2 separate regions of the Mus musculus genome follow, and region 2 is linked to region 1. The links are chromatin loops, found by intact Hi-C in ENCODE. Cell type or tissue: left cerebral cortex. All regions are shown on one strand. Each heading gives the region's core, and the rest is flanking DNA. Links, peaks and the distances in the headings are about the cores only. Region 1 has its middle 80 kb from the start of A530006G24Rik. Region 2 overlaps Pax1 (paired box 1).

Evidence for each region. A loop is a pair of places that touch in the nucleus more often than their neighbours do. Peaks named below come from ENCODE experiments on the same cell type or tissue, not always from the same donor. Only the 100,000 strongest peaks of a DNase experiment are listed, where the experiment ranks them.
Region 2: a loop joins it to region 1, with 4 times the contacts of the local background. A loop is called at or near these places in 6 of 42 quality-filtered maps.

Annotation. Positions count from the first base shown.
Region 1 is chr2:147,785,762-147,795,675 of GRCm38, reverse strand. No RefSeq gene overlaps it. Among named protein-coding and RNA genes, the nearest start is that of A530006G24Rik, 80 kb to the right of the region's middle. In left cerebral cortex, for the core only: CTCF peaks have their summits at 6,196 and 7,512 (motif pointing right); a DNase peak (open chromatin) is centred at 6,207.
Region 2 is chr2:147,373,565-147,383,478 of GRCm38, reverse strand. Pax1 (paired box 1) reads right to left here. Exons shown (of 5, transcript NM_008780.2): 5 at 8,430-9,765. The coding sequence ends at 9,674. Among named protein-coding and RNA genes, the nearest start is that of Pax1, 14 kb to the right of the region's middle. In left cerebral cortex, for the core only: a CTCF peak has its summit at 4,364 (motif pointing left); a DNase peak (open chromatin) is centred at 4,362.

The DNA of each region.
Region 1 (9,914 bases), core at 1,327-9,326:
ATGTCAACCTATGGGCTTCCAGGTGAATATGCAAAGGCAGGCTCATGCATGCATACAGGCATGCGCACGCAGGCAGCCACACACACACACACACACACACACACACACACACACATTGTATTTCTGCTGCTCACTTTAGGGCCACCATGGCTCTCTCTGTCACCAGCTGTCATTCCCACAGCATTGTGATTGTTTGCCTTGCTGTCACTGGCTCTCACTTGTCTGCCTGCATCTCCTAGCAGGGACAGACACTGGAGTTAGGCACTGCAGAGGAGGAAAATTGAAGCACTTGGGAGGTGGATATGGGAGGGTTGTGAGTTTGAAGCTGTTCTGGACTACAAAGAGAGATCTTATCTCTTAAAAAAGAGAGAGAGAGAGAGAAGAAAAGAAAAAGGGATAAAAGAGTAAATTTACTTTGGTTCTTAGCTCTTGAGGTTTTAGTCCGCTGTCACTTGGTTATCTTGTTTTGAGGCCAGTGAAGCAAATATTATGGTGGGAATTGCATTGCATTATGGGAATTGTACTATGTTTGCATCATGCATCCTGATGACTAGAGAGAGGATGGGGGAGTGAGCCAAAAATGGTGGGTGCCTTGCCTTTAACTCTAGCACTCAAGAAAAGCAGGCAGGGAAGCAGGTTTCTGTGCATTCAAGGCTAGAGTTTAATCTACATTGCAAGTTCCTGGCCAGCCAGTGCTACATAGTTCAAGATCTAACCTTTCAACTTCCTGCTCTGGGTAGTTACTGCCACGTCTTCTCAGTCACTATGGAGTTTCCCTCTGGAACTGTAAACCAAGATTATAATTAATCCATCCATCCATCCATCAATCAATCAGAAAGAAAGAAAAGAAAGAGAAGAGGAAGAAGAAAGGATTCTTAATGATCAACTTCCTCCCTCCCACCAGGCCCCACCTCCATAGTGCTGTTCTACCAGTCTCCCAACAGCACCACAGGTGGAGGTCCAAACCTTTTAGCACAAGAGTCTTTGGGACATTACAATCCAAAGCATGGCAGTCATTATCAAGTGTGGTGACAATAGTGAAAGCACTGTCACCAATCCTATGATATATAATGAAGACTTTCCTTTAGAATCCACGTGTACCATGCTCTTTGATGCACTGTGACTGTCCTCACACCACCAGTGTAGGTGAGATGAAGGACCTGAGGACCGACATGACAATCAGAAGGTTCAGTGACTCCTCTAGAATTCAGAGTTTGAGAGTGAGAACCAGACCTTCTTAGCACATGCTATATTGTGTATCAGTGCTAGAAAACGCAGGTAATGAATAGAATTTGCCCTATTTGGGTTTGTCTAATGGTTCCTCATGATGAGATTCTGGTAATGCAGATTTTTCCAGGAATATCCCAGAAACGCATGATTTGGTTTTGAGACAGGGTCTTGCTATGTCATGTGAAGGCTATGCTGACCTTGATGCTGAGATCTTCTGTGTTCCTCCATACTAGGATTCTGACAAGCTTTGATAGAGTGTTTAAGGTGGCTTCCCAGTATTCTATTATTTCTCCTTTGTAAGGCATATCTGATTTGGGAAGATACTTTGAGATGATGTAAATATTTTATTCCCCATTAAAACTTTAGCCACGGCTTTCATCATCTACTGCCAATGTTTGCCTCCAGTGTCATTGAAATGATCACTGTGTGGAAGCTGTAGATGTCAAACTCCATCATCCCAGATGCAGTGGCTTGCCAGCTTTCAATTACAAAGAGTAATTCTCCATCTGCCTTAGTTTTTAATATAGTCAGTCAATTTAACCTCATCAGAATGGACTAGGGATTCACATTTTATTCTAGGTTATATGTTGTTATTACCATTTTCTGGTAAGGTGGTGTCCCTCAGCGCAGTTCCTGTGTGCCTTTCACATGTGTTACAGACTGAGTTGTGTCCTTAACATCCTCATTCACAAACTGAAGCCTGAACTTCAGTCTGACCTCTTCTGGAGATAGGGCCTTGAGGATGTAAATATGGCTATAGAGAGTCTAAGGGTTGAGCCTTCATCCACTAGAATTAGTGTTCTTAGTGTGTAGGTGGACATGAGTATGTGTTTCTGGGGGTATACATGTATGTGCTGTGTGTGCATGTGTTACGTACTTTCATGTGGAAGTCAGAGGACCACCTAGCCTCCTGACTTGTGGCGGTTTGTTTTGGCTGTTGAGACCTCATCTGTGGTGTTGGCTCCACCAGTCTGAATAAGGGTTTGTAGGGTGTTAACGTCATGTTTTGGACACTTCCTCACATTGTGTTTCAAAGTGAAGTCCCAGGCTTGTTTTCTTCTTCCTTGCTCAGTCTTCTCCATGTTAGCAATCAGGCACATCCATGGGCAGCTAAAAGGGACTCCTAGACAATCAGACAACCAGGCATCTTTACAGCCAGCTCCTGAGGGATTCAGAGACAACAAGACATGTCATCATTAGCTGCCCAGAGATGACACATTGTTGCTCCCTTGCACATGCGCCAAACCCCCCTCCACACCACAAGAGTCATCCTCTGTACCTCTTCTGCTTAGTAAATTTCACATGTGAGACTTGTTGCAGTTTTTTACTTTGATGGAACCCACTGCCTAGTTCCATCCCACTCCAGACACCCCTGGTTCTCATTGGTAAAGGATGGTGTTTAATAGTGGAGAGCTACAGTCTCAATGCTTTTACTATGACTGAGAATCTGTGCTTCTCAATGGCAGAGCATAGATACATGATGTCTGCCTTCAAGTGAGGTCATCTCATCTAATTTCTGAGACAGCAGGCTCCTCTCATGGCTCATTTATTAGACTATAAAACATCAAAGTTCATTTTTGGTGTGTGGAAAAGTAGCTACCAACACAGGTAAACGCACACCTGAAACATTCATATGCACTCAATTTTGTCTGATACAATTGCACAAATCTAGTTGGAGAGGCAGAATAGAATTTATTTATTGAACTTTGCAGTTAAATATCCCCTCTACAGTTAAAATTCCAAATGCTGCATACACAAAGGGGACATAGGCCAATGCTGACAGATTTAAGCTTTGTTGGAAATGCTGGGGGAAAAAAGAACCTTCTGAAAATAGAATCACAAAAAACTCCGAATCTGATTAAGAAATTCTCAGTTCTCTGATCCCCACACCTTCCTCTGTATGAGTATGCAGACATACAATGAGCTTGTATTTGGTTAGCATTCTGTAGGACAAAAATCTCTACTTTCCTTTGACCCAAACAGACCTATGATCAGACCTATGGACATCCCTCCCCAATGTGATTGTTGACATCTTCAGACAACTGCCTTATTCAGCCATCCAGCTCCATAGTGGAGAGCTACAGTCTGAATGCTTTTAACAATGACTGAGAATCTGTGCTTCTCAATGGCAGAGCATGGATACATGATGTCTGTCTGATTCAGCATGGTCCTATCAGAGCAGAGACACACTAAGCAGGTGCCCCATCCCCATCTGGACCAAACAGAATCGCCTTTCCAGGAAATCAGCACCTCAGATAGAAATACTGGCCAGTGACTCTTAACTGCAGCTGCATAAGGGACTCTCTATGAGCTTCTCAAACATGCTAATGGTCCCTGCTTGGCTCCAGTTGATACAGTGTGTAGTGTGTACTCTAGGTTATTCCTTCCCTGGGACATGAACGAGTGTTGTTTCAGTATTTTCTTTCTCTATTGCCAAACTTTTCAAATGTTTAGAAACACAACAGTAATATACAGCAGATATACATGAATACAAATTCTAGATTTACTGTGGGAAGAGGGGAGGGACATGGGAAGAATGGGAAGGAAGAAGGTACGAAAGGATGATAAACTGATAGAAGATATGGAGCCAGGACTAGAAAGAGACAGAAATAATATCTCCCTTCTCTCACCCTTGAGATGAAAATTCTTAACTAATAAATTAGTCAGACCACTGTCTAATTTCAAACTCAGAACCACACAGACTCTGAAAGGCTTTCAAAGGAGGTTTCGAAAAACCCGTTTCCTCTTACACAGACACAAACATCTACACGTGTGTGACTTGAGCCACTAGCCAGCCAGCCAGCCTCCCACAAGGACCAGAGGCACGAACCCTGAAACCCACGTGAGCCCTGTCCTGACCTTTCTGTCTTGAACCACATAAAGTGTCACTTCAACATTCTGCTCCCATGTGCTGACTCGGTGTGAACAGGATCTAAAAGCGGTTTCTCATAGCCCAAGTCGTGTATTCTATAACTATAATATCTTGAAAATTAACCCTGACACAATGCTGTTACTAGTGAGAGTCCATTTGCAATGCCAGCACTTGTCCAAACAACATCCTTTGTAGCTGCTCCCTTGGCCCAGTACCCAGTTCTACATGGCCTCACTTCACTTGCCACTGTAAACTTCTTGGATTTGGGACAGTTCCCCACCCTGTCTTCAGTTGCTTTCTGAATTGTGCAGACTAGTTATTTAGAAGAACATCACTCACTTTGGACTTCTCCTGTCTGTACTTTGAGCAGGACATCATGTCCTTTCAAAGGTCAATCTTTCTAGAATTCACAAGATGCCCACTTCTAACTTAGATGGCATTGACTTTGAACTCAATTAATTTTTTTTTTATTCACAATGAATGAAATGACTTTGGAAGGAAGATACGGAAACACCAAGGGCTTGTCTTAGGAGAAGCGAGGAGATAGAGTAGATGGTGACTCTGTACACTTCAACATTGCCTGAGGAGCGGAAGAAGTAAAGTAAATGGAGCGTTGTCACAGCTCATGCCTGCTGTCCCAGCAAGCAGGAGGCTGAAGCAGGGGGATCATGAATTTCAGAGGAGCCTGGGTTTCACAGTGAAACCTTGTCTCAAAAAACAAACCAAAAATAAGCAAGCAAACAGACAAAAACCAAACTAAAACAACTTGTCCCAAATGACCAAAATGAAAAACCCCAAAACTATGAGCCATAGAGATTTACTATTTCTCATCAAATATGATAGTTCAATAAAGGATTATGGCTAAGGCTGTGGATAAAATTTCTTCTCAAATAGACTGAAAACTCAACAGAAAACAAGTAATGCTCTTTAAAAATCTTACCTGACTCCCCTATACCTCAGCTGGGCAGCCCAGTAGAGCTGGCCCTGGATGTGGGGGTGGCTGGTGAGGGAGTGAGTGTGGGAGAGCTCTCCTGGCCTTTTCTGGGCTGTGCCTCAGTGGGGAGAGATCCCTTTCCCCTCCCTTCACCTCCAGTGGCAGGCAGGAGAGCGTGCCCCGATGGGGTCAGGAGAGAAGGAGAGCTGTCCCTGGCCCTCACCTGTCGCCGTACGCTGGAGAACTCATTCTAGACCTGGGCAGTACAGTAGAGCTGATCCTGATGACAGGGGACACGGGTGAGCTGGACCCGAGGATGTGAGTATGGAAGAGCTGGCCTCTCAAATTGTCTGCCATTGGGCAACTTGGACAAGGGAGAGATACCCTCCTCCACTCTTGCTCCTTTCCACCTAAGGCAGGTGGGAGAGTTAGCCTCAGGGTCATGAGACTGGGAGAGCTGGCCACATTCCTCACCTGATGCAACCCTCAGGGGAGCAGGTCCTTCATCTTGCCTGGGCTGCAAGGTAGAGCTGGTCCTGGTTGTGGACGTTGTAGGTGAGCCACTCTGAGGGTTGTAGAGTGGGAGAGTTGACTGTCAGACCAGCTCAGATACCCCTTGGGCCCAGATCCAGGGTTTTGAATTGCTCTACCCCAACATCTACCCCATCAATGAACTGATGGAGTGCATGGAGGGACTGGTTCTACAGATCCAAACCTATATGATCTCCATGACATAAGGCAGCAACAAGATGCATCTGAAGAGTCCCAGTGAAATTCCCGTATGGATAGAATAGCAGAAGCCAGAGGCCTCATACCAGACCAGCAAGTCATTGCAATGAACATTTGAGAGCAAAGAAGTGTGGACAAGAGGGCATTCTGTGGGACATACTGTGACACACTAGAGCTTCCGCAATGAGAGGTTTTTCTGGGGGTGGGGGTGGGGGAGGGAAGTGCAAGGGTAGAGGGAGGGTATGAGGGGAGGGGGAGATAAGAGAGATTGGGGTTCATGACATGAAATTCACAAAGAAACAATAAAAAGTTAAAACAAAGCAAAGCAAAACAAAACAGAAGCTTACCAGACTCACCGTTTAATAAAAACGTTTGCTTACTAAGGGGAATTTCTTATTGCTTTTGTCAAGTAACCTGCAGTGCATAAAAGGACCACTGGGTGGCTCACTGGCTCCAGTAGTTTTTCTCAGTGAGGTCCCTGCCAGGAATGGCGGTGTCCCCTCACCAAGTTCCCTGGAGTCAAAAGATAACAACTGGCTTGCAAAAACCTCTCATTTCATATATTCTGAGCATGTTTTGGATCATTTCCCATCATGGTTTTTCCTTCTTCCTCATTCTTTCCTGGCTCCAAATTTGGGCAACTCACTTGTTATAGAATAATAGAGAGAGCAAACATCAGGAAGGCAGCACAGTATCTACATCTCAGATTTTCTAAAACCTTTAGAAATGTTTTGCTTCTATGTCTTCCTCCTCCTCTTCCTTCCTCTCCCTCTTTCTTCCAGACTATTATGAAGCAATTAAACTCTCTAGAAACTTCAGTTCCCTGGGTGATAGCATGTGCTACTGGGTGTGTATGGATGGGCGGGCAAGAGGGGAAGATATTAGAAGATCTAAGACTCTTTAGATAAATCCCACTAAAATTTTATGCAATTAAAAGACTTTTGGCCTTGAATAATTAACAGGTACATTGGACTTTTATGCTCAAGTTTGGCTGCAGAGCACTGTTTTGTGTTTTGAATTGTGTTTTGAATTGTGGCCTGTTTGTTTGTTTGTTTGCTTGCTTGCTTCTTTTAGCAAACTTCATCTAAAAAAAAAAGAAGAAAGAAAAAACAAATCACAAGTTTAAGCCTGTTCGTGTGATTGTACCATGCTACGTAACAAAGTGCAGATAGAAGAGGGTCTCCAGGTGACTTATCATTGTGCCTTTATAAACAAAACACCTACACGCCCCAGTATCACATTCTGTCATCACCCAGGGAACTGAAGTTTCTAGAGAATTTAATTGTTTCATATATGTCTAGAAGAAAGAGGGAGAAGAAGGAGGAGGAGGAGGAAGACTTAGAAGCAAAACATTTCTAAATGTTTTAGAAAATCTGAGATGTAGATACTGTGCTGCCTTTCTGATGTTTGCTCTCTTTCTGCAGTAAGTGATTTAATGTTTAGCCAAAGGTTCTTTAAAAACAAGCAAAACAAACAAACAAATCAATCCAAAACAACAACAATAATCTCTATAGAGTTAACAGCATCGGGCTGCATAAATTCCGGATTTCTATTAATGTACATGAATTACTTCCATAGATAGACAAATAGATTTCTCAGTTCCTGAGTTTTGTTTCAACCCTGAGATGGCATCAGGAAAGGAAACAGATTCTACAAGAGACCTCAAATGAAATGCTCTATCAAGACTGTGTGATCTGTGGAGGCTCAACCATGAGGTCACGGGAGTTTAATTGGCCCATTTAGTCACTAGAGGGCTCTCTCCTCTCCCTCTTCCTCCTTTTTCCTCTCTCTTTTAGAATCAGGGTCTTTGTGAGCCTAGGATTGTTTCAAACTCTCCTTACTCTAAGGATAGCTATTTTCTTGAATTTTTCATAATTTTGAATTTATCAACAAAACCAAAATTCTCTTACAGTTGGAAGATTATAGTGCACATGTGTACAGACTGAAGTATGGAGTCATGCCCCGTACAATGATGAACTACCAATAACTGCTTTCCTAGACATGTCAAGGATAGGACAAACATTTTTCACTCTAGCTAAATGAAGCCCATGCTTACTATTTCAAGGCATGGCAGCCTAAAGTGAAAAAAAATGTAAAAAGTGCTTCTCCCTCCTTTTACCCTCCTTCTTCATCCTTCTTGCTGCTTGCTAATTACTTGGTTTATTCCCACATTGGTTCCCAAACTTGGGAGCACATAAGAATGCATTATAAACCTGTCCCACAGAAGAATTGGGTAGAGCTGATTCAGGGCAGGCAGGCTCAGGACACGCACACACATACATACATGCACACACATACACGCACCTAGCAGCTATAAGGAGGAGTTCAACAAAGCTCCACTTTCTCACACTCATCATACTTGATGTGTGGGAAACCCTCCAGTCCACCAGATGTTTTCAGGTACCACTTAGGTTTGTTGCATGTCCTGAGTGTCCTAAGGAGTCCTGGGCATTTCCAGCATCACCTCAGGAGACCCACCCTTGCATCTTCACACTGCTTAATGACAGTAGCCCCACCTTTATGTTTTGTTTATAAAGGTACACTGATAAGTCACCTGGAGACCCTCTTCTATCTGAGATGCATAATCAAAGGAGCAAAACAAGGGCTGACAAGATGGCTCAGAGGGTAAAGGAGCTTGCCACAGATTCCAGTGACCTGATTTCAGTCCATAAAACCGACATGGTAGGAGAGAACTGATTCCTGCAAATTGTTCTCAGATTTCTGCTTGTATAATCATGTGCATGTGTGCACATGAGCAAACACACAAACAAAGTAAAACTTAGACCAAGCCAAACAAATCTCCACAACCAATCCAATTACAGAACAATTTATTTAAGTCTTACTACATTTTCTTTTCATCAGAAGTGCCCCAAGGGTGTTTTATTTACAAATACATATTTTATTTTATTATTTTATTTTATTTTACATTAGGGTTAGATGTATACCAGGCTGGTCTAGAACTTATTACAACAGTGGTTGCTGAGTAGCACCGTTGCTCATGAGAACGAAAGTAAGATTTGTCTGATAAGGACAAGAATGGATTCTTGTGTCATTCCCTTGTCCCCTCCCCCATCTGCTTTCTTGATACTCTTTGTTTCTTTCTAACTAGTAACTTTGTTTTCCTGTTAGCTTGATCAGCACCTGAAATATGTTTCCCAGATTGGGAGTACCTTTTGCCTTCTCTCCTTCCTTGCTGTCTTAGCTGTCTTCTCCTTACCCTCATTCTTCTATATAATATGTTTTATGAGGCCTTGGGACCACATGGAAGCCCATAGAAGATGGGAAAGGATGCTACAAATAACCATGGACAAATCAGTATATTGAAATATACACCAGGAGTTTCCATAGAGGGGATGTTTGGTACCATACCCTATCCAACATAAGAAACAGAAGTACTAACACATGATACCTAACTTAGTTCTATCAAACTTTCCTACATTAGATATTATTGATCTACTTTCTAAACAAGCAAGTGAAATTTCACACACACTAATTAAATTCAACTGCCACAAAATAAAAATTCCAGGGTGACTCAAGCTTTTGATCACTACATTCAGGGGCATGAGGCAGGAGGATTGTTGCAAGTTTGAACCCAGCTTAGGATCTATGACTGAGTTCCAGGCCAACCTGGATATCTGCTTCAAAGATATTGTCTTCTGCTGGGTTATCACATAATGTGGATAGAAGTGAGTACTTTCCAGACATTTTAGAGCATATCCATGATATCTTTATCCCATTCATGAGGGCCACTTCCATGACGTAATCATTTTCTGAAGACCCAAGACCTTTATATTACAGTACTGCTGATTGAGTCTCAGCATAGGAATCTGGGGATTTTTTTCCCCCACACAATTGCTATTTTTTCTCTCCCTACTATCTCTTCCTTTTAAAATGTAATCTGTTGTTTCTAACCAGTGACACCACCCTCTCACCCTCCCTCACACACACTCATTAAATTGGTTAGCTTCTGCAATGCACCTTCCCATATTTCAAGAGAAAACTTGGCTTGCTTTCTCCTTTCCTGTCGTCTTACTGCCCCTTCTTCACAGCATGCTCCTTAAGGTTTGGGAAGCATAGGAAGCCACAACCACCACAACGGCACTGACAGCAATATGTCAACTCAGTTACGTTTTAGTTAAGAACTAACGT
Region 2 (9,914 bases), core at 983-8,982, 410 kb after region 1:
ATATGAAATAAATGCTTTCATGGATACTGTAGACCTACAGCAAAGTCTGACAATAAGGTTTTAACTATCTACATTATGAAAGCCAAAATCAGAAAAATATATGTGATATGTGTACCTATGCACGCAGATAGATAGATGATAGATAGATGATAGATAGATAGATAGATAGATAGATAGATAGATAGATAGATAGATAGATGATAGGTAGATGATAGATTGATTGATAGGTAGATAGATAGATAGATAGATAGATAGATAGATAGATAGATAGATGATAGATAGATAGATAGATAGATAGATAGATAGATAGATAGATGATAGATAGATAATAGATAGATAGATAGATAGATAGATAGATAGATAGATAGATAGATAGATGATAGATAGATAGATAGATAGATAGATAGATAGATAGATGATAGATAGATAATAGATAGATAGATAGATAGATAGATAGATAGATAGATAGATAGATAGATAGATAGATAGATAGATAGATAGATAGATGATAGGTAGATGATAGATGATAGGTAGATGATAGATCGATAGATAGATAGATGATTGATAGATAGATAGATAGATAGATAGATAGATAGATAGATAGATAGATGATAAATAGATAGGTGATAGATAGATAGATAGATAGATAGATAGATAGATAGATAGATAGATAGATAGATGATAGATAGATAGATAGATAGATAGATAGATAGATAGATAGATAATAGATAGACAGACAGACAGACAGACAGACAGATAGATAGATATGGATCTACACGAGTAACTTGCTCTATTTCCCAATTTTTCTTCTACATCTTGATACCAAAATAAAATCTCAAGCAAACGCTTTCACACCAGGATCCAGGGAAGTAGGCAGAAGACATTTATTTATTGCTCCTACCCAATATCTAATTTGATAATAATCCAGCAGTACTTATTAATTACTAACTACAAATTTGATATCTAATGGGTATTAAATACTTGTCACTTCTTTTACAAGCTTTAATACTTTCTTCAGATACATGAAGGTATGGCAATTATATTTTTAAATAAAGGAGTAGTGTGTCTTGAGGCTTCACACTGATAAAAACAAACGGAAGTGGATAGATCACTTATTACTTTCATGTATATTAAACTTCCAAAAGAAACTTATTCCTTGACTGCCTTGCATTACTGCCCTGTTTTACTGCACTACAGTCGTCAATAATCTCACAGCTGCTAGTAAAACCTGCCCCAAAACAAATTTTTTAAAACTAATTTGCTTCTGCTGAACTAAACAAAATGAAACTTCGGCAGCCAAACTTTCTCCTGAAGCTGAGCCAGTGTGAGGTGAACAATTCCCTAAAGCTGTGTCATCACGACAAAACAAAATGCTAGCTGCGTTCTTGACTGGGCTGGTTGAGCTTTGATCGGTTCTCAGGGTGACACGGATGCTGTTGTTACCTTACAGGCTTGATAGGATCCATCCATGGAGCCAGGGGGGACCTAGCACTAGTCCTCATCTGTCTTCATGCAAATACATGTAAATATCATGCTGATGTCTCAACAGTTTCCCCTGGCAGTGCTGCTGCTGGCCCAGAGGAAGAGACAAGCAATGTGCCACATAGACCAACCAGGACATTTACACAGAAAGGGATGAGTCTGGCTAGAAATCCCATGAGATTCAATTAAAATTAGGAACTCAGACTGCAAGCGTCACGCCGTTGCTTTCTTTAGGGAAACACCACTATCAGGCAATATTAATCATTATCTGGTGATGCTAATGACATCACAGGAGGGCCGATTCTCCCCTGTGTTGAATACGTTAGGCAACTTTGATTATTTCCAACAACTAAATGAGAACTAAAAACACATTGTAGCCAGCACATTTCCTTTTAATTTTTAAATTCATGCATATTATCCCAGAAATGAAATCCATGTGCCTATAAAAATGCATTTACACTTTGCACTTCGGAATATGTGACAGTCTCTTTATAAATCTTTTAATGTCTTTATTTACTTTTGGAAGCATCCGGTTTGTGAAAACAAACTCTAAATAATCAGAACCAAGCTGCCATATTCTATGAATATGCACCCTTCACACATGACTGATAAGGCTGCAAACATGTGGGACTGATTCATGAACACTCTTTGGCACAAAGAAGTGTTGTTAGGAAGACTTAACAACTGCTTGGTCATGGGTTTGGAGTGTGTGTGCCTATGATGAAGGCTTTGGGTATTTGTGGGTGCTGGAAGAGGACACAGAACCCTTCTTCTCCTTGTGGCTCTAAGTATCGGACCCAATCTTCCTAAAAATTTTTTTAATGTAAGTTCTCCTAAAGGAACCAAGTTGAAAGCGTTGTTGTTCTTGTTTAGGTCCCTGTTAGCAAGCAGCCTGAGGAAGGGAATCAAGGATGAGGGCACATTCCAAACATGATGCCTTGATCTTAATAAAACTCATTTACCCACTAAGAAGAGTGAGACACAAGCCAGAAGCCAACAGGACCACCCATAATCAGCCTGCTAAAGACAGCAGCAGATTCAAACTATTTCCCAGCTCCATGGAAACCTATTCCCCAAGTATCACAAGGTCTCTGGTTAGCCTTCCAGGTCTGCTGATGTGACACAATGCATGATCACATAAAACTAACCAAAACAAGCTTGATATAGAAAGCATTTCAATGCAGCATTTATGGCTACCTGCTGTCACAAATTCTCTCTGGCCTAGCCATAAGATCACCAAATAGCCTTAAGATCTTGGTGGCCATCTGCAGGTACCAGAATTGATCTGTAGCTGACAGGCCCTGCCTCTTCTAAGGCTGCTGATTGTTCTAGACAACTCAGAAACTAGCATTAACTATCTGGATAGCTGCTAGGTCCTCCACAGATTTTGACATACAGAAATTATAGTCTGCAGAATGGGGACATGAGTTAACTCCTGACAAATGTTGGTGTGCTGAGTGCAGAAAACAAAGCCAGCATGATGGTACACCTGTGATCCCAGCACTCAGGAGACAAAACAGGAAGGTCTCAGATTTGAGGCTGGTATAGTAACTGTGTGACCAGCCAGGTCTTTATGACAAGATCTTGTCTGAAAGAAGGAAGAAAAAGAAGACAAAGGGGATTTGGAAAGAAAAATAGTGGGAGAAACAATAGCAACTCTACAAGGAGCTGACAGGAAGTCTCTACTCTACCCAGGAGTGGGGACTGAACTGTGGGGCTTTGCTCATTCTAAAGAGGTACTCCACCCCTGAACTGTATCTCCAGACTTGGTTTTGAGTTGCTATGGTTTGGTTTGGTTTGGTTTGGTTTGGTTTGGTTTGGTTTGGTTTGGTTTGGTTTGGTTTGGTTTGGTTTGGTAGTTTGGCTGGTTTTGCTTTTTTTATTTTGGTATAGACTCTTACTAAATTGCCCTTAAGTTGGCTTTGAATCAAAAATCTAAGATTATAGGACTATGCTACCAGGCTTAGGTTTATACTAATGCCGATTACAAAGTTTGAATATTACAATCGCCCAGACAAGGAGGTGCAATTCCCATTAAACAGATGAGAAAACTGAAGCTGGCAGTTTTGTGTAATGTCACCCAAAGTACACAACTGGTAAGTAGACAAAACAAGATCTGAACCAGCATTTGTCCTTCTGTGTCTGTCTCTGGCCACTATACTCATTTTCCTTAACATCTCCCTCCAGAGCATTCTTCACTGTGGGCAGTTTGGGTCCCATATGTGGAAGTCCTCATTAGAGATGGTGAGAGAGGCCTCTTCCATCCATCCAAGAAAGAAATCGTCTGCATTCCATCTACAAAATCCTCTTAGGGTTTGACCCTAAAGGCGACTAACAAAAGACAGGCTCCTGTCTCCCATCGCTCTTTGCAGTATCTGTAACGTGTCATCCCTCACAGAAAAACAGTGTGTGCAAGTTTAAATAACTGAAAACTTTTAAAGTTTTGCTAGAAGTGGACAATTTGCTTGAATCCATACCAAAAAAAACCTCAAATTTTCACAATTATAGATGATTTAACTTCCTAAAAGTATCAGTTTAGAGTTCAGTTTAGAGTGAGATCCTATTAAAACTGATATCACTTGTTATTCACTCAAAGAACTAACTGAAGACAAATCTAGATTGCAGTTGGGATCAGAAGTGAGGTCTGTCTTTGTGTGGCTATTGATATCTAATTAACTTATTTAATGCTTCCCATGTGGTTGGACCTAGAACGTTTGGGGCAGGAGAAATCACTGTCGAAACAACAAAAAGACCTTTCCTCATGCGTGAGTGTTCACAACTGGGAAGGGTATGGCTTTCACAGAAGGATTGATTGTTTTCCTGACTCAGTGTTATCTTCCTCCTTATCTTTGTGGAACAATGTGCCCGCCCCCTTGTGGCCAGAATGATATCTTTCCTTTCCTAGATAGCATTAATCACATCACAACTTGTTTGCCCAAGGATTGGTTTTCTTTGTATTTTGTTTTCTGGTGTTTGTTTGTTTGTTTATGTATTCCACCAACTTGGTGTTCCAACTCAACTTTGAAAAACAAAAGCCAGTTTCCTCCCATCATTCAATATCTTGTTTCATTTTATTCCCAAAAGATTGCTGTTAAATCAAAACCAACTAGTTACCTGAAGGAGTCTCATTTTATTCTTTGTTATTTGAAAAATCTTATAAACTAAAACCTCGTTCACCAGCACTTGGAGAACCCTTGGAAGCTAGAACTGCACAGTCCCTGTAAGAAAGACACTGGAAGTTATCCATCACATCAGTCGATCTCACCAGAGAGAAGGGAAATGGAACCTTACAGGATGGAAATGTAATTTAATAGCTGAATGAACATTTGATCAGCTTATTTCATCCTGAAGAAGAAAAGGGGAGAGTGGGGGCGACCCAGGTGGTTAAATTGTAATACAGTAGAAATTCTATCACCCATGAAAACTGTAATTGGGATTCCACTTCTGGATTTGGCCGACCCAGAAACAGATGTGTGTTTCAATGAGAATCCCAGGCTTCACCTCCTCAAGAAATGCTATTCAGACTCAAAACAGAGCTTTCAACTAGCCTATACTCCAAAGAAATAACTGGGATAAATTGACTGTAATTGTCCCAACTGTTTAGAATTCCCATGTTGGATTGGGGCTAGATGTGTGGTTCTCATTGTACGGGCTTGAAGAAGAAGACACCGTCGTTGGGAGAGGGAGGGATAATACAAAAACGGGAGAAAATGTCTTTGTCAAGTTGAGATCCAAAGATCTGAGCAGAAGTATCTGAGCCACGGGTCATTTCCTCAGTGAGTGGGGCTAGATAGAGAGAGCAGGGTTAAGGTGAAGGCTTAATTTGTGCATAATTCTCTCCCAATAAGAGAAAGGAATCAAATGTTTCTCATTATATGGCCTGTCTGGGTGCACAGGCCTTTCAACTGAGCTCCTCTGATGCATTCTGGCAAGACTCTAAATTCGTATTGTCCGCATAACATGGAGCAGGTAGCATTTCTTTTGAAAAGAAACTCTGGCCCGTGTAATTCTAGCTAGAGAAGCTGGTGCCAGGAAATCGACAGCGAACTATACCCAGACCACAGATAAATTCAATAAATCTCCATCTTTTTACAGGAGTCAAGAACAAGCAAGGGAAAATGCAGTTGTCAGGGAGTGAGGGTCACCAGCAGCAGCCCAGCTCTTCGTGGGTCCCAGTGAACTGAAACTGGAGGTGAGTGAACTGCCTGTAACAATACTGGGTATTTCCTTCACCTTGGTTTGTATCAGCATTTATTCAGTGTCTCTCCCATTCTTTTCTTTCCTGGCCCAGAGAGAGCTGACTTCCAACCCCAAGACTAGGAAAATCTAATTCATCAACTCCTTCCCTGGTCTGAAGGAGTCAGGTTACCTTCCTGAAGCACAAACCTCCATGTCTCTTGTCCCAGTTCTTTTCCTCCTGAGTCTGTTGTCCCTCCTCCTTGCTACAAAGTAGCCACTTCCCCCCAGGAAAGTTATAATCCATTCTAAGTACTTCCTCCAGCAAACAACGAAACAAATCCAGTCTTTGGTCACTGGAGGCATGAAGCTGGCCCTCTTTACGAATATGGTGTTTTTACGAAACACTTGTTGGTATACATCCATTTGAGAGAACAAAATGAATGCTGTAGGGCTTAAGCCACTGGTTTACACGGAGCAGATATGTCTCCCGTGACGGTATGTACGACACAGCTCTTCACTGGGTGCCTGAGAAAGCAGAAACAAGTCCTCTGCTGAAAGAAGGGCATTTGGAAGGTGGCAAGAGTGTTCACCTATAAGAACAGAAATGAGACTACCAAGCAATTTTGAGTTTTCAGTTTGATGACTCTACTGTGCATTGCTCCTGTCCTTTCAAAGCCACCAGAGGGCCATCTGAGTGATTCTATGTCTTTCTTTGCATAGTTTTCTTTTTGATATGTCACTCTGTTTTTCCAGTTATTCTTAAAGTAAAAAGTAAAAAGCAGGTGGTGGCCCAGAGACAAACAGCCTCTGAGTACTGATTCTCTCTCAAATTACTCTGCCCTTCCTGGTGCTCTAAAATTGTGTTATGAGACTGCAATTCCTCTATGGCTCTAGTTGCACAGAGAACAAAATGCCATCTTTTAAATGTAATCTAAATTCTAGATCTCCCACCAGTCTTGGAAATAATTCCCCTGCCTTTTTTTACAGCTAAACAAATTCATCTCCAGGGAAGGCAAACAAAGGCAATGCCAGTCTTCTTACAGATGGCCCCTGTAGGCGTTATGGTAGTGGAAGGGTGTGTCACACAGATGGGACCCCGTAGCTAAGGGACACTACAGTCCTCTGTCCCATAGACTGCTCTCAGAGGAGCAAGAATTTAAGTTCATCGGGACTCTTTACACCCCTAGACTCAGAACAGTTTATCATTCAGTACCTAACATGAAAAGCCAAAGCCTGTTGGTATTGTGACTATTATATGCATCTCTTATATTCTGCCCCTCCCCCTGATATTCCTCTATAGCTCTAGATGTACAGAGAGCTCCAAAGTCCAGAATACTCTAAGACTTACTTTCATCACAGTGTATCAAAAACAATGGGGAATAGATCTGAGACATGTTTCCCTTTGCAGGTAGGACTTTTTTTTTAAAAAGTTTGCAATTATCCTGAATTGGATTTCAGGAGTCTCCTAGCCTTTATGACTGAGCAGTCTACCATATAGTCTCGAATGCAAAGAACAAGAGAAGATGAAAATCAGAAGATGGAGTCTGTAGTATAGTAGTATGTAGACTAATATAGATATAGTATGTATGTATAGTGTATATTGTATAAGTACTTCTCATATTTACAGAAAGGGTTGCAGTGCCTTCACCAGTCTAAGCAAGCCAGTACTTCTCCAGGAAGCAAGAAAGGATGCCTGAAGCTCTATGCCCAGGTTGAGTAATCTGCTGTGAGCACCTCAAGGCTAGCTGAAGTCACAAGACCCCTGCTATTTTTCACACTTCCCTCCCTCTCTTCTTAAGACCCACTTCTCTGCAAGATCTACTGGCATGTGGAAAGCTAGCCAGATTTCCTCAGAGTTCAAGTCCCAGTCCTGACTATTGGATGAGATGATGAGATGAGATGAGATGAGATGAGATGAGATGAGATGAGATGAGATGAGATGAGATGAGATGAGATGAGATCCTGTCACTCATTTCTATGCCCAGGCTCTTTCTTTGCAACTTGTTGTGTGCTCCAGAAAGAGTTAATCTGTTGTTCCTTTCCATTAAATGGAACTTTTTAAAGTCCAGAGACTTTAAAACCTAAAAAGTCTCTGTGTAAAGAAAGGAAGTACTGTTTTATAACTAATAACTTCAACAAGTACTACTTTTTAAATGCTGTGAACATCATTTCACACTGGTCCTATGCATGGGAGCAGATCAGACAGCTACTGTAGACAGTGACAGTTCCAAGCAATAACTTAACTCAAAAGTCTCTTCCCTGGGTTTCGGAAAGCCAAACACGGTGAGGCAAAAAAAAAAAAAAAAAAAAAAAAAAAAAAAAAAAAAAAAAACCCTAAAATAACCAAAACAAACAAAAAAATCAGCCAGAAACTCCTTTGTACTTTAAAGACAGACGCTTGCTTGTTCGGTAACCTGAGATACTTTTCTTTGGCTTTTAGAATGATAGAAAAGCCCTCCATTGTCTCCTTTGCCTTTTAAATTTTCCTTTCATTTTAGGATGGTTTCTGCACTTGGCTTTCCCCTCTGGTCCCCAAAGCTGAGCTGGCACTTCCTGGACCATGCTGGCCAGGGGGGGAGTGGGGTAGGGGCACACCAACCTGGTGGAGCCACTGACAAATGCCCCCATGCAGGTCACCTTCTTTTTCAGCGGCTGCCCAAGCAGAGCAGTGAGTACCCAAGAAAATCAAGAACTCATCCTCTGATCGTGTGCATCCTGGATGGAGCGATGGAGGGAGTCCAGATTAAGCACAAACACAGAACACAGACTTTCTCCCTCACCAAGCTGGCGAGTTTCAGACTTTCCTTTATTCAAAGGCAGCCATGTTTAACAGGTGAAGTCAGACTCTCACCAGTAATATGTTTATGACTACAACAATTGAATTATGCTCAGAGTCCCCACCACCAGTGCGCCTTAACTTGAAATCATTTAATAGCCCTCTTGCCTAGCTCCAGAAGAAGCCTTCTGGGTTCCTGGGTTTTTGCCCACCCCAATTCTTTGCAAACCAGAAACCAAAATGAACCTCACCACCCTGAAGCAGTTTGTTCTTCAAAATTAACAAATGTACTGAGCCCCAAACACCCGAAACCATGCTGATGGCTCTGGAGGTACATTAAGGAGTGTTGGGCATATCTGGCTGAGAGATAAGCCTAGTCTTTAATTACTAAAAACACCACCAGTCCCAACACCAGTCCCAGCATCTCTTTCTCCTGTCCTGTCTTCTTTTGGGTGACATTAACGTAGAAACAAAGCCAGCCTAGTCACTGGGCACAGAAAAACAAAAGGTTTCCAAACAATATTCTTGGGGTAGGGGCAGCAATCCAAGGAAGTTGTACTCTTGTTTGTTACTATAAAAATATATGATTAAGGGCTTTGGCTTTGCTCCTAGGTTCAAGCCCCACTCCCTTGGGACTGTGGCTGCTCAGGGGAGTGGGGGGAGGGGTATAAAGGAAGGTTGGGTCCTTGAAGAATGCACTGAAGTTTTCCCCACCCGCGGATTGAAGAAGTCGAGCCTAGGGAAGCTGTAAAGACCTTTGATTGTGAGAAAAGTGTGTGTGAGGAGAGAGAGAGAGAGAGAGAGAGAGAGAGAGAGAGAGAGAGAGAGAGAGAGAGAGAGAGAGAATGCAGAAAGAGAAAGGATTGAGATGAGAATATAAAGGAGGGAAGAGAGAGAGAGAACAGGCGGAGGGAGGGAGTGGAAGAGGAAGAAGAAGAGAGAGGAAGGATATGGATGGGAAAAGACAAAACAAAAATAAATTGAGGTGGATGCAGGAGTCTCTCTCCGAACTAGGAAGGTTAGGAGAACGCAGCCATCTAAAACCAAGACTCGGAAAGACCTAAAAAATTCCAGGGTTTCCTGAAGGAAGCACCGGCGGAACTGTTGAGACCAAAGCAATGCCGGGGCCCCAACTCCAGGATGCTGCTAGCGCAGAGGTGCAGAGGTCGAATGAGCTGAGCTGCACTCCCGGCCGGCTCCTCTGAACCGGGCTGTGGCTCTGTGAGAGGACAGCCCCTAGGAGGTCGAGGCTGGGATGGGCAGTCCGTGTAAGCTACCGAGTGCATCCGTGGCCTTGCCTCCCGGGCTGGGGGGCTTCCGGTCGGTCCCTGCGGAAGAAGCACAGGAGCATCGGGTCACCGCCCAGAGCCTAGGCTGTAGAGCAGGATGCCAGCAGGTCACGGACTTGGGGACGCTCACCCTTCCGTGTCCCGTTCAGGGAGCCACTCCACAAGGCGGGCTAGTGGATCTCCTCAAC